Linked DNA regions of Homo sapiens: region 2 is linked to region 1. The links are chromatin contacts, found by Hi-C or POLR2A ChIA-PET in ENCODE. All regions are on one chromosome and are shown on one strand. Each heading gives the region's core, a stretch centred on a gene start or an enhancer-like site at or near the end of the contact. The rest is flanking DNA. Distances are from core to core; before and after follow the strand shown. Region 1 overlaps LOC124901589 (a long non-coding RNA gene). Region 2 has its middle 100 kb from the start of TMEM106B.

Evidence for each region. A loop is a pair of places that touch in the nucleus more often than their neighbours do. ChIA-PET counts read pairs that join two places held with the same protein, here RNA polymerase II (POLR2A). Pooled maps may share reads with other maps.
Region 2: a loop to region 1 is called in a pooled map, with 5 times the contacts of the local background. The contact joins two enhancer-like sites. A Hi-C loop is called at or near these places in 2 of 168 maps with a recorded cell type or tissue (Caco-2 and dorsolateral prefrontal cortex) and 5 of 50 pooled maps. POLR2A ChIA-PET finds 5 or more read pairs at or near these places in 2 of 52 experiments (CD4-positive, alpha-beta T cell and activated CD4-positive, alpha-beta T cell).

What each region holds. Positions count from the first base shown.
Region 1 is chr7:12,063,742-12,070,558 of GRCh38, forward strand. All of the region lies in intron 1 of LOC124901589 (a long non-coding RNA gene), which reads right to left. Among named protein-coding and RNA genes, the nearest start is that of TMEM106B, 140 kb to the right of the region's middle. RefSeq lists an enhancer at 2,217-3,416. Within about 2 kb of position 2,375, at least 4 of the 41 ENCODE cell types and tissues checked have a DNase peak (open chromatin) inside an H3K27ac peak, as active enhancers do.
Region 2 is chr7:12,108,111-12,114,927 of GRCh38, forward strand. No RefSeq gene overlaps it. Among named protein-coding and RNA genes, the nearest start is that of TMEM106B, 100 kb to the right of the region's middle. Within about 2 kb of position 3,386, at least 7 of the 41 ENCODE cell types and tissues checked have a DNase peak (open chromatin) inside an H3K27ac peak, as active enhancers do.

The sequences.
Region 1 (6,817 bases), core at 1,125-3,624:
GGGTCACTGGAGGAAAGACTCTTCGAACCCAACACCTGATGCAGCCTTTGGCTCCTCCTACATCTTGAAGCATGACTTTTGATAATTTTATGAACTTCAATTTTCACATCTATTAAGTGAAAATAATCAAAAGAATGAAATATAATGAAAATCAAAATACCTTTCAGGGAAAGAGCTGAAAGAAACTCATTTAATTGGAGAAAAAAATTCTACCAAAAATAAATTTGCACATTTAATTTGCTCTGGATATTGCTGTCCTAAACTATTCTATAGTAGACAGAATTATGCCACCCCTTCCTCCCCTCAAGAAAAGTTGTTCATATCCTAATATGTTACCTCTCATGGCCAAAGGGACTTGGTTGATGTTATTCAGGTGAAGAAATTTTTTTTTTTTTTTTGATATAAGATCTCACTCTGTCACCCAGGCTAGACTGCAGTGGTATGATCTTCGCTCACTGTAGCCTCGACCTCCTGGGCTCAAGTGATTCTCCCATCTCAGTGCTCAAGTAGCTTGGACTGGAGGTATATGCCACTATGCCCAGATACTGGATAATTTTTTTTATTTGTTGTAGAGATGAGGTCTCACTATGTTGCCCAGGCTGGTGTCAAACTCCTGGCCTCAAGCAAGCCTCCCGCCTCGACCTCCCAAAGTGCGGGGATTACAGGCAGAGCCACCACAGCTGGCCATAGGTAAAGGATCTTTAAATGGGGAGATTATCCTGGATTACTCACATGGGCCCAGTCTAAATATACGAGTTCTTAAAAATGGAAACTTTTTCCCAGCTGCAATCAGAGAGATATATAACAAAAGATTGTCAGAGGATGAATTTTGCTCGTTTTAAAGATGCAGAAAGGGGGTCATAGTCAGGAAATGTGGGTAGCCTCTAGAAATTGGAAAGTCAATGAAACCAATCCTCCTAAAAGCCTCCAGAAAGGAATGCAACCCTGCTGATACCTTGATTTGAGACTAGTGAGACTATGTAGGACTGCCAGAAGAGTAACATAATTTAGTGTTGTTTTAAGCCACTAACATTGTGCTAGTTTGTTATGGCAACAATAGAAAACTAATACATATTGTTATGCTTATTCTCTTTAAGTAACTTTAAAAGGTAAAACTGAGATCTGCCCCATCCATAAATATAACTGAGTCATTGACATCAAATAGACCCGGAAGCAGATTAATGGTCTACATAATGTGATTATCACACATGCCACAGGCAAAGCAGTTACTAAGGATCAGTATGTATCTTCTCACTGAATCAGGGAGTAAACTTACTTTCATGGAGCCAAATCACAATTTGCCAATGAAGCTGGATGTTTGAACTTTTCACCTTGCTTTTATAAAAAGGGTGTTTTATTTTATGTTTTGCAAAACTTTTTTTTTTTAGCTTCCCTAGCCACCACAAAAGAGAGTTATACTTGCTGTAAGCTCCCCCAGGCAGAAATCAGAAATTAGAGGACATAGCAACAGAAAGAAGGGTCTTTTAAAAATGCCTGAATGACTTGTGTTTGTCTAACACCTAGCTGTGGTGGAAGAAGAGTATAAGAAACAGACTGTCTACTTATTGATTGTTGTAGGTAAAATATGCACCTAATTGCTTCAACAACAGAAATATAGTCTCCGTCTTGAAAGGAAGTTGAAATATACTATATTGAAACTGTTTTGCAGAGACTGCAAACAAGCAGGATCCTCCAGTTAGAATTAGTTTCAAGACTTATAATTTTAATATTTTAAGTACAAACAGGAGCTTGAGCTGGACAAAATGTCAGCTTATAGGACTTTATAAGTGATTTCTTTACTGATTATATGAGAATTATTTGTGATTAGCATTTCATTCACCTATAAAACGAAAGATTGCTTTAAGTAGATATTTCTCTTTTTACGTCAAATGGAACAAAATTTAGTTTAGACGGTAACTTTGTTTCTGCACTTAAAAACACATTGAACTGCAGTCCAGCACTTATGTAAATGTTTTACCATCATTTTATAATGTGAATTAGTGACATTAATGAAAATAAAAAATAAAGGTGTATGTGAAGCTCTTCCCCACTTGAAGTGAATGGAGACCTGTTCCCTGGAGGAGAATGGGAATCCCAGGCAGGCCCCCAAAATTGTTGGAAGTAAATGTTCAGTGCCACAAAGTAAAAATAGCATTCAGACAAAAGTTTTCTCAACAAGACAATTTACTTCTATAGAAGGGTGAGTCTCATGGATAGAGCAATGGAGAGAGCACACCAGACAAGGGATGGGAAGAGCGTCTTATCCTTAATGCAGCTAGTCCCTACTGCTGTGTCTTTCCCCTATTGACTAGGGTTAGACCACACAGTCTAAGGTAATTCCAATTGGCTGCTTTAAAGAGAGCAGGGGTATGACCTGGAATGGTGAGGTGAGTAGTTTCGGTGGGAAGGATGGTTACAAAACAGGTGACTAAGGATGACTAAGGACAGAACAGGTGACTAAGCATGGAACAGGTGACTATAAGGATGAGTAAAGACAGAGGAGGTGACTAAGGACAGAGCAGGTGATAGAGATTAGGAGGGGGCTGTTTATTGAAACTAGGGACAAGAGACGTAAAGAACGAAAGGACGTTAAGAAACATATATAAGAAACATATACCACAATGATGTGCTGCCCTTTTTCACTCTTCTCTTTTGTCACCCAGGTTTTACTAAGGACTAGACATGTTACGTTTGCTTTCCCTTTGTATTCCTAATAGAAAACATGCTGTATGATTTTGTTTGTTTTATATCTGCTTATTTTAGGACTGTTTGCCATACCACAGAAGTAATGCAACTTGGTCTGCACTAAGGCCTTGTAGGATACAGTAGATTTCTCTTTAAAGAACCAATATGTCACTATGTTCAGCTTCCCTGTTCTTTGTTCCTCATCTTAAAGTTTAACTTCCTTGTTCTTTACGTCTCTTTGTCCCTAGTTTCAGTAAACAACCCCCTCCTAACCTCTATCACCCTCTCTGTCCTTAGTCACCTGCTCTGTCCTTAGTCATCTGCTCTGTCTTTAGTCATCCTTATAGTCACCTGTTCTGTCCTTAGTCACCTGCTCTGTCCTTAGTCATACTTAGTCACCTGTTTTGTAACCATCCCTCCCACCAAAACTACTCACCCTGCCATTTCAGCTTGTACCACTGCTCTCTTTAAAATAGCCAACCCGAATTACCTTAGACTGTGCGGTCTAACCCTAGTCAATAGAGGAAAGACACAGCAGTAGGGACTAACTGCATTAAGGATAAGACTCTCTTCCCCTCCCTTGTCTGGTGTGCTCTCTCCATTGCTCTATCCATGAGACTCACCCTTCTATAGAAGTAAATTGTTTTGTTGAGAAAACTTTTGTCTGAATGCTATTTTCACTTTGTGGCACCGAGCATTTACTTCCAACAATTTTGGGCGCCTGCCCGGGATTCCCATTCTCCTCCAGGGAATGGGTCTCCATTCACTTCTCGTGGGGAGACGCGTCCCATTGCCTCATTGTGGTGGCCTCAGGGTGAGAGATGGGGAACCACCCAGTGCGACAAATAAACTCGGGCTCTCAACAACCCAGAAGGAAACAGGATGATAGCTTGGGGAAAGGATTCTCACATACCGCAGCAATCAGGTAACTCTGTACACAGACCAAGTTAAGCAATGTCGCAGGGGTGACGAAGTATTTCCTTGCTGGTCAAGATATTCTGGAGGTTAAAAGTGTGTTTAAATGATCACAAACACTACTGCTTGCAGTGCTGCTTGTGTGAATGGTACTACGCACTACCGCTGTGTGGAGTGAGTGGGTCCTATCTGCGGTTCCATGGTCACCTCATACGGCTTAGGACAGATCCTGCCATGGGGTTCAAACTGGCATGCCAATACCAAGAGGGGCCTAGACACCCAAAAGGGAAGCGGCCAGAGTGGATGAAGCAAAAGAAGGGTGCAAGGATCCTCCAGCAGGTGGGGCTAAAAGATAGGCAAGAAATCTCTAGTATGAGGGATTAAGCCTAACTAGGACCCAACATGGGAAATACCCTAAGCAAGACAGGGAGTAAAAAGGATAAAAATACCAACAAAGATGATTCCCCCTCATAGTCCCCTAGGTCTCATGTTAAAATACTGGAAAAATAATGAGAGGACTAAACATAAGAAAAAGCAACAAATGATAAAATATTGCTGTTTTATTTGGACTCAGAGACCCATCTTCAAACCCTCAAATCTTCTGACCAAAGTTTGGGTCGAATGAAGATGTAATGTGTCAGCTTTTCATTCAATATGTAAATGATAAAAGCCTCGTTTCTCAAGAGGAACTAGACTATGCTCTTTGTTGGAGGCAGAGACCTGTCCTTTTCCCCTTAAAGACAACTAGGGAAGAACCCAATGTAACATCACAAAAGGAAAAATTACATAAGTTAGTTCCCATGCGCAAAGACTCCAGCATATGGGATCCCCTAGACCATCTTCCCCTGCTCAGTGACCCCAAGCCCTCTCCTCAGACAGCTGCTGCTGCCCAAGATCCTGCTCCAGATTCTTCACCTACTCACGTTATTCCCCCTCCTTACAATCCTGACTCTTGGAAATTATCATCCCAAGAGTCTGTCCCCTAACAGCCTAAGGACCCCTCCCTAAAGGGACTCCAATGTGAAATAGAACAATATAAAAAGGATATCCGAAACTTCCCTTTTCCCTCTACAACTAAAGAGTCAGCCCCTGATCTCCTTCCCTTAAGATAGGTGCCACAAGGAGGAGGAACCATTGACTTCATGGATACTCCCTTAACCAGTTCAGAATTCCAGAGTTTAAAAAAGGAGCTTAAGCCATTACTAGATGACCCTTACGGAGTGGCAGATCAAATTGATCAATTTTTAGGACCTCAGTTATACACTTGGGTTGAGTTAATGTCCATTTTGGACATCCTCTTTTCAGGAGAAGAAAGGAGTATGATTCATAGGGCTGCTATAGTAGTTTGAGAACGTGAGCATTCACCCAGTCAAAACGTTCCTACCATGGACCAGAAATTCCCTGCCCAAGACCCCCGCTGGGACAATAACAACACAACTCACCAGGAAAATACACAGGGCCTAAGGGAGGTGATAATCAAATGAACTCGGGAATCAGTACCCCAAACCCAAAATCTTTCTAAAACATTTAATATGCAACAGAAAAAGGATAAAGGGCCTATGAAATTCCTAGACAGACTGAAGGAACAAATGAGACAATATACAGGCCTCAATTTAGAAGATCCCTTTGGATGAGAAATGTTAAAACTCCAATTTTTCACAAAAAGTTGGCCAGACATTTCAAAAAAAGTACAAAAAAATAGAAAATTGGAAAGACCAGACCGTCCCCCGAGTGAACTTCGCATGGAAACTCAAAAGTTATGTGTGAGGAGAGACGAAAAAAATCAGAAACAAAAGACAAAACTTACATTATCCACCTTCCAACAGAAGACTCCAAATCCATGTCCTTCTAAACAGAGCTTCCAGAGACACAGAAACTATAAAGGGTCCAAACCCTTCTTTAAAAGACCTAAGCCTCCATCTGGAGGACCAAGGCCCTCTGAAGAGTATGGCAAAACAAAGTAAAAAAATCCCAGAACTGAGAGGTACAAAGGACAAGATAGGTGCTACAAATATGAAAGTACAGGCCACTTCAAGAGGAAATGTCCTGAATTCAAAAAAGAGAAAAAAGTCCTTCCGTTCATTACTTTTGAGGAAGAATAAGGGAGTCAGGGGCTCTGTCTCTTTTATGTTGAGTCCCACCAGGAGCCCTTAATAAATTTAGAAGTGGGACCTAAACATGAATTTATCACTTTTTGTTCGATTCAGGGATGACTTGTTCCTCTGTTGGTTTCCCCCCATCTAATATTGCCTACTCTTTGGAAGGACTTTTGCTCTCTGGAGTGAAAGGTGAAGGATTTAAAACAAAAATTTTAAAATACACAAAAGTCAAATACCAAGATCAATCAGCTCATATTCAGTTTTTGTTAATCCCTGAAGCAGAGACTAATTTATTAGGGAGGGATTTAATGTTGAAGTTAGGCAGAGGCCTACAAGTCAGACCAAGAGAATTCTTCACCTCATTAAACCTACTCACCAATACAGAGACAAAATACATTAATTCTAATGTCTGGTCCAAAGAAAAGAACTGAAGAAAACTCTGAGTCCCTCCAATCCACATCAAGCTAAAAACCCCCGGGGAAGTAGTAAGGAGAAAATAATACCCCATTCCCCTAGAGGGCAGGATAGGGTTAAAACCTATAAGTGAAGGTCTTACTAAAGATGGGCTTCTTGAGCCCTATATGTCCTCTTATAACACCCCAATACTGCCTGTCAAGAAATCAGATGGGTCATACTGGCTGGTAAAAGACCTTAGAGCCATTAACCAAATAGTCCAAACTACCCACCCCATTGTTCCCAATCCTTACACCATTCTCAGCAAGATTCCATATAATCATCAATGGTTTACTGTTACAGATTTGAAGGATGATTTTTGGACATGTCCCCTGGCTAAAGATTGTGAAGATATATTTGCTTTTGAGTGGAAAGATCTCCATCCAGGGTGAAAACAACAATATCGATGGACAGTCTTATTCCAAGGGTTCACAGACTCCCTTAACCTTTTCGGTCAAATTTTAGAACAAGTATTAGAAAAAGTCATCATCCCAAAACAAATATGCCTACTCCAATATGTTGATGATATTCTTATATCTGGTGAAGATATGGAGAAAGTAGCTAGCTTCTCTACACATATTCTTAACCATCTGCAGTTCGAAGGGTTACAAGTCTCAAACGGAAAGCTTCAGTAGGTAGAGCCTGAAGTTAAATATTTAGGCCAC
Region 2 (6,817 bases), core at 2,136-4,635, 45 kb after region 1:
GTGCGTGAACCTTCTTAGTGTTTAAATCCAAAGTAGTGCTTCTGAGATTTCAAATGTTTACATTTATCCACAGCCACACGAGCCTTTGATGTTTGAGTAATTCAAAAACAATTCAATGGCATTAGGACTTGGACTTTGATAACATCTGATCTAGAAGTACTAGCTTTGCCTTTTTTTCAACAATTGGACTCTATTTTGAACTTCATAAGAAGTTCATCAAAAGTTCATCATCAGAAGTTTTTTCTTTTCTAAAACTGTTTTATAAAAATGGCCAATAGAGTTCCAATTTGTAACCAGATTTTAATAACTACATTTTTAGTTGTATCCCTAAGATGCTATTTTTATTGTGTTTAGTACTGAAGGAGTTGGGGAAAAGACTAGTCAGGGAAACTGTAGCTTTTTTTTCCTCACATTTGAAAGCAATACACAGAATCAAGGAGTCAGACAAGTTAATGTTTTTGGTCACCACTTTCTTCTAGCCCAAATAAAAAAAATTTGTTAGTTTTTATTGCATCAACCAACTCATCCTAATAATTCAATGAAACAGACTTCCACTAGTATCTAAGTGAGCCCAATACTGAACTAGGAGCTATGACATTTGTGTAAGAATCAATCATATTAATAACAGCTATATTTGCTTACATTATGTCAGACACTGTGCTAATTATAGTCTAATTATCACAAATAATATATGAAATAGGTTCTAATATTGTGCTCATTTACTGATATAGAAATTAAAACTTTGGAAAGATTAAGGACATTGACAAAGGTTTTATAGCTGAGCCAGAGGCAAAAGAACTATTATGGCATAACCATGTCATGAAAGAAGTTAGACTGCTTTGTGTGCATAAGGAATCTCTTCCTAGTCTTTCAACCCTCTTCTGTGGGCAGGTTCTTTTCCTGTTCCTGGAGAAAACCTCAGGAAGTAGCTTTCTGGTTCTTTTTAGTCAAAAAATGGTCTCATTTCTTAAAGTATACATTTAATGTAATAATCCAAACTTCAAACTTCATACAAAAATAAAACTTTATCTTTTCCCATCCTGGATCGATCTTATGCTGAGAAGCCTGGAGCAGTGCTAGGCCAACTCCTTTCCAAGCATCAACTGTCAAAACTTATACATCCTTCCCCCACCATATATGTCATTATAGCTCACTCACAATGCAGGTTTCTAGCTGTGATCAGCCAAGGGCATGTTTTCAGGTACACGTAAGCATTCATCTCCAAAACTCCAAGGAATGTTATTAGGCCCTATAAATTGATACTTTGAAACTTCTCCGACTGGATTTGAGAAAGTTAGAAACACTTCCTTCATAAAGCAGCCCCTTTCCCTCTTCTATGAGGAAAGAGTGGAGACCTTCATAATTTGTCCAAACAAACCATCTCTGCAGATCTTCTCAACGTCCCCATTAACCTGTAGCTACCACTAATATATCCTCCTGATAACGGATAAGCCAAGAGTTGAAAGCTAGGTTTCACCATCTCCTTTCTAAGTCCTGTATGGGTGGCGTAGATCTGAGTGTGGAATTTGTTGAGCATAAATTGTTTTCTTGCATCCCTGACAAGAATCTCCCATTTTTAACATCCTGTTATGATATCTTAGAGATTCAGAAAAAAGGAAGAATTTTCCAACTGTAACCTTCAAAATAGCTGAGGAACACGTTATAGAATCAAGCCTGCACAGACTATCCACCCGACCTAAGCAATCCCAAGTAGGACCCCACTGAAGGCTGAGAACTGACTTAAATTCTATATCAAATTATTAATACAAAACAAAAAATCAGTAATGCTTTTTTCTTTGAAATCCTATGGATATATGTATGTTTATGATATAATTAAACAGCAAATTTACTATTTTAGTCACTTTCACATATATTTACATGTATGTATTATAGCAATCTATATAAATAAAATGTGAGATAATTTCTAACCATGACCTACCAAATAATAAATATTTTAAGTACTCAAAAAATGGTAAAGAGTCATTACGGATACTACTGTCAAGGTAAATTCCAGTAAAACCAGATTTGGTCCTTGGTATACTGCAGTTCCTGACAAAGACTGGGCATGCCTGCAGGCTGAGAAGGGGCTTAGCTGAGTTTGCCCAATTTAAATGGTTGAACTCACCCAGGCAATGTGAGACAAATGAATCAAATTAAGAATTAAAATCTTAATTAGCTTATAAAGATATTTCCTCATATCCCAATAGACTGTGAAATCACTCATTCTTAAATATTCTGAGCCCGCTCCTGAAAATTTAACATGTGTGGTGTGCCAAACTCATTTTTACAAATAAAATATTTCAACTAAACGACATACTAAATGCAGCTCAAAGGTAAAGCATTCACCACGCCATCCTATTTTAAATCTATATGTCACTACTTTTCTGCTTCAGAAAAAAAAAATGACTAAAGGAAAACCTTTGGCATAAAAATCAAATATGGTAGTTTATAAAGTTACATATTAACCAGCCTCTGTCCACTAGAGAATTCAAAAAATTCCTAAAGGGAAGGGAATGAGGAAAAGGTCATGATCAGAATTACCTGGGAAAGACACGTCTTTCCTTACCCAACCCATCTCCTCTTATCTACCTAAGGCTGTCGGGTGGACAAGCAAATTACCAATGAACAGTTTGAAAAATAACAGTGTATCATATTCTCACTAATCAAAGCACTGACTGTCTCTTACAAAATTAAGGTTGAGGAAAACAGCCTCAGACGGTTAAGTGATTTGTTTAGGATCACACAATTACTAAGCAGAGACCCAACAACAACAACAAAAACTTCATATTCCTACTCCAGCATGCTGAAACTGTATGAAAGTAGCTTAGGTAACAGGTTTCTTATTAAATTTGTTTTATATTCTAGAAAAGTTTCTTCATCCCCCTACTCCCAAATTATCTCCTTCTATATGGTCACATTTGCAAAACTGTTCCAAAAAAAAAAAGTTTGTAAAATATACACAGGGTCAGAGTTTTAACAAAATTGGCACTAACCTTAAATTTCTTTTCATATAAAATCAATGTTATCACTAGATGTATGCAAGAAATAGATGATGGGAACTTATTTTTAAGTCTTTGAAAGGACTTCTGCTACTCTTGTTAAGAAGCCTAGTTCCAGCTGAATAGAATGATCCCATTCACTAGGTCTGCTTGTCTAATGACAGCCCTCTAAATTTTGCACTCAACATGGACGTCATTTTTCACTTCAGGTCGTATTTAATAGCAGTTTGGAAAGATGAAACTATATCGTCAATATGCTTATTTTAAAGATTTACTGTATTCATCCGGGTCAAATCTCCCTGCTCTCTCCACAACTTACTGCAACCCCCACCAAGAGTGCGGGAAAGGATTTTAGAACTTCCAGTTCTTGGAAGTTCTGTCTAACTAAGCAGACAAGACTTACAAGCGACGATGCTGACGGTGGACTCTTGCCCAGGGATCTGGGCAGAGCGTGGGAGGGCCTGTGGGGCCTGGGGTTCTCTCTGCGCACGAAATCCGGGGCGGGCACTATGTGATTCGAGCCCGCTGCGCCCTGGGCTCCTCGTGTCGCCCGCGGGGAAAGGAGGAGGGAGACTGCTCACATGGCCCACTTCGCGGCCTGAGATGGAGTGCGCGCAGGGCGTCAGGGCAGAGGGAGGCGGGGATTCAGGATAAAGAGCGGCCTGATGCCCAGAGCCGGGTGCCCGGACCTCCTGCCTCCTGCTTCTGATCCCTGCAAGCCGCCCACCCTGCGATCGCCGGGTCCCGCCCTGACAATGCCCTGCCGCCAGTTCCAGCCCCAGTGCAGCCGTCGCCGGTCCTGTGCGCCTCTGGTGGCGCGTGCGCCCTGTCCTTCCCTGCCCAAGAGGGAGAACCCTCAGTGCCCCAGCCTCAGCTCTGCGCACAGCGGTCCCCTGCATGTCCGCACTCCTGTTCTGTACTGCACGCTCGCCAGAGCACAGAGCCCCATGTCCCATTGCGAGGGTCCCACAGAGGGCAGTAGCCACCCTCGGAATCCATACCCTGTGTCCCAGAGCCCTAGCAGGTTCTAGGACCAGGGTCAGCTATAAGATCTGAGGCTGTGGGTTGAGACTGGCAGATACCCTCCGGCTGGGATTTGATTCTGAGTCAGTAGGCTCCACATCCTTCCCAAGCCCTGTCATACCTGCTTCCTTCCCCTCCCAAAGAGCTACGGAGAACAAGATATACAGTTGTATTACCATTGCCTACTCAATGCTCACCTTTCTGGATTTTGTTCTTATTCTATTTTCCTCTGTATTTTTTTTTTTCTTTTTGGCCATTTCAGTGATCTACAAAGGTCAAAGCTCTCACCAACGCAATCCCCCAAATCCATTGATAGAACGGCTTTAGATATAATTTACTGTAAGTCTACTAGGATCATTTCTCTAAATTTAAAAAGTGTCAAAGGTGGAGCTAATGTGAACACCACAGCACTCAAGGCTACCAGCTGAAATTGTGGCTTTCATTTACACTATTGCAACTCGCTTTTATGAAATTTTTCCTTTTCCATCCCTAAGGCCTAATGTAGAGGCTCCTTTCAAGTTATGGAATTTATCACCCATTGAATCAAAGGCAGGTTCTTAATCTCCGACTCTTGATATTTCAACTGGAATAATTCTTTGTTGTGGGGCTGTCTTGTGCAATGTAGCATGTTTAGCCTTAGCCTACCTTGGCCTCTGTGACAAGATGCCTATGGCACCCCTTCAGCTGTTACAACCAAAAATACTCCAGATGGTGCCGAAAGTTCCCTTGAGGCAAAATCATTCCCCCTCCCTCTTTCAAAACTATTGATCTAAGCCATCCCAGTACTAAATTCTACAAGCTACTTGGAAAAATCTACTTCTCTCCACTATAAATTATGCCTAGTATGTTTTAAGTGGAAAGGAGACAACATTTAGGTTTTTCCTGGGGGCTACCATGTATACTTTATCTACCTATATTCATTTCATTATTCAAACTGAAAGCAAATGAAGTGCATAGTAATTTCTTTACTGATATTTTATGTTCTATTTCCTTTGCCTAACTGATATATTAAAAAATACACTTCAGGGAAAAAGTGAGATTAATTGCTCTGTATATGAGGAAATTGACAGATATATTAATAAAGAGAACCGTAGATCACCCAAAAGAAAAAATGCATGAAAAACTTACAGATTATATCTGAAAAAAAAAATGGAAAACAAAATACAACATAATACATTGGACAATGTTTTAGACCGTACTTCATCAACAAAATCAATCTAATGGAAAAAAAGTTACTTACTGAATTAAAAGGCATGATAATTTATTTTCTGATAAAGATCTAATGCTAGTCCTTAGTTTTCTGATCATGGAGGAAAAACTGCACTAAGATAATTGTGTTAAATGTATTCACATGATTTCTTAGAGATTCTCTATAGCGATGGAAAGTGTTCATGTGGAGCAAAGTTATTAAGTAGCTAAAATAAAAGGGACTCAGTGGAGGTTACCACCATTATTGAGTGACAATAGAGGATTGTTGCCATTAACTGGACTGAGCTTGGAGCTCTGATTTCAACTCATTTCTGTGAATATCCTGCAAAAAGTTCACTTCCTTTTCAGTGGCTTTACTTTACCATTCATACATTCTTCACGTGGATTGCACTTTTCAAATTAAAAAAGTATTCATATCTATTTCCTCATTTGTTACTCACAGGAATCTGAAATGAGGGGAAGAATTCATCTCCCATCTTAAGGAGGAGGAACTTAAGCTCTGAAAATGTGAACCCTTTTTCAACAGCAGTCAGAAAACAACAGAACAAAGATTTACTGTTCTTGTTCCTATATTCTTTTCACTCTTCCAAATTGATTCACACCTGATCTTGGTCCTGTATCCTTTCTACTCTTCCATATTGACTCTCACAATTTGCATGCCTTTCTCTACTGACGTGGACCACACCAGACAATTCTTTTCTGAATGTTTCAAAATACATTTAAACTCAACACACTTAATAAGGAGTGTGTCTATTTCATGCTGAGGCTTGAATTTCTCAAAGTTGATAAACCTCAATTCAAACTTTAGACTTCAGGCAATTCATTCTGTAATTGAAATCTCAGTTGTCTCATAAGAACTTGGTCTTCGAGGATCAAAAGAAAAGATACATAGAGAGGCTCTTCTGTTGATGGACTTAAAAGCTACCTCATCCAATGTACCCCAAATAATCTTAAGAATATAGAAAACTTCACTTTGTTGATTAGGAATCTGTAAGATTTGAAAATAGCTTTATGAAATACCTTTTACAGAAGCAGCTGGTTGGGAAAGAAGACAGATGAACGAATAAACACAAGGAAAACCTATTTGCAGCAAGAAGGGGGAGAGAAGAAAGGCAAAAATCTTGGCTTCTCCTATTAGGAAAATCAAAGGGACGTACTGAGACTGCAGACATGTGAGAGTCTCTCACTTGTAACTTTGTGAATTTCACTTCAGGCAAAAAAGTTGCACTTTGAAATCACTGGATGGCTGGTTGGTGAGCTGCAGAACTAATGAAGAAAGCTAAATAAGCAAATTAACCTTTTCTAAGAATCGTGGAACTTCAGAGCTAGATGCAGAACTAGAGGCCATTTAACCCTCTCCTTAATCATAGTTTTTGTGTGTGTGATGTACATGTGTATTTCATAATCACCAAGGCATCTCTAGCACACTAGATTCTATCTGAGGTAAGGGTGATACCCCATATGTTTCTCACGGCTATTTCCTGTCACCAGAATTACAATTCTGATTTGAAGGGTGAGGACCTGGAATTTTTATAAAAGCTCCCCAGGTGATTTTAGTGTACTTCCAGGATTAAAAACAATAGTTT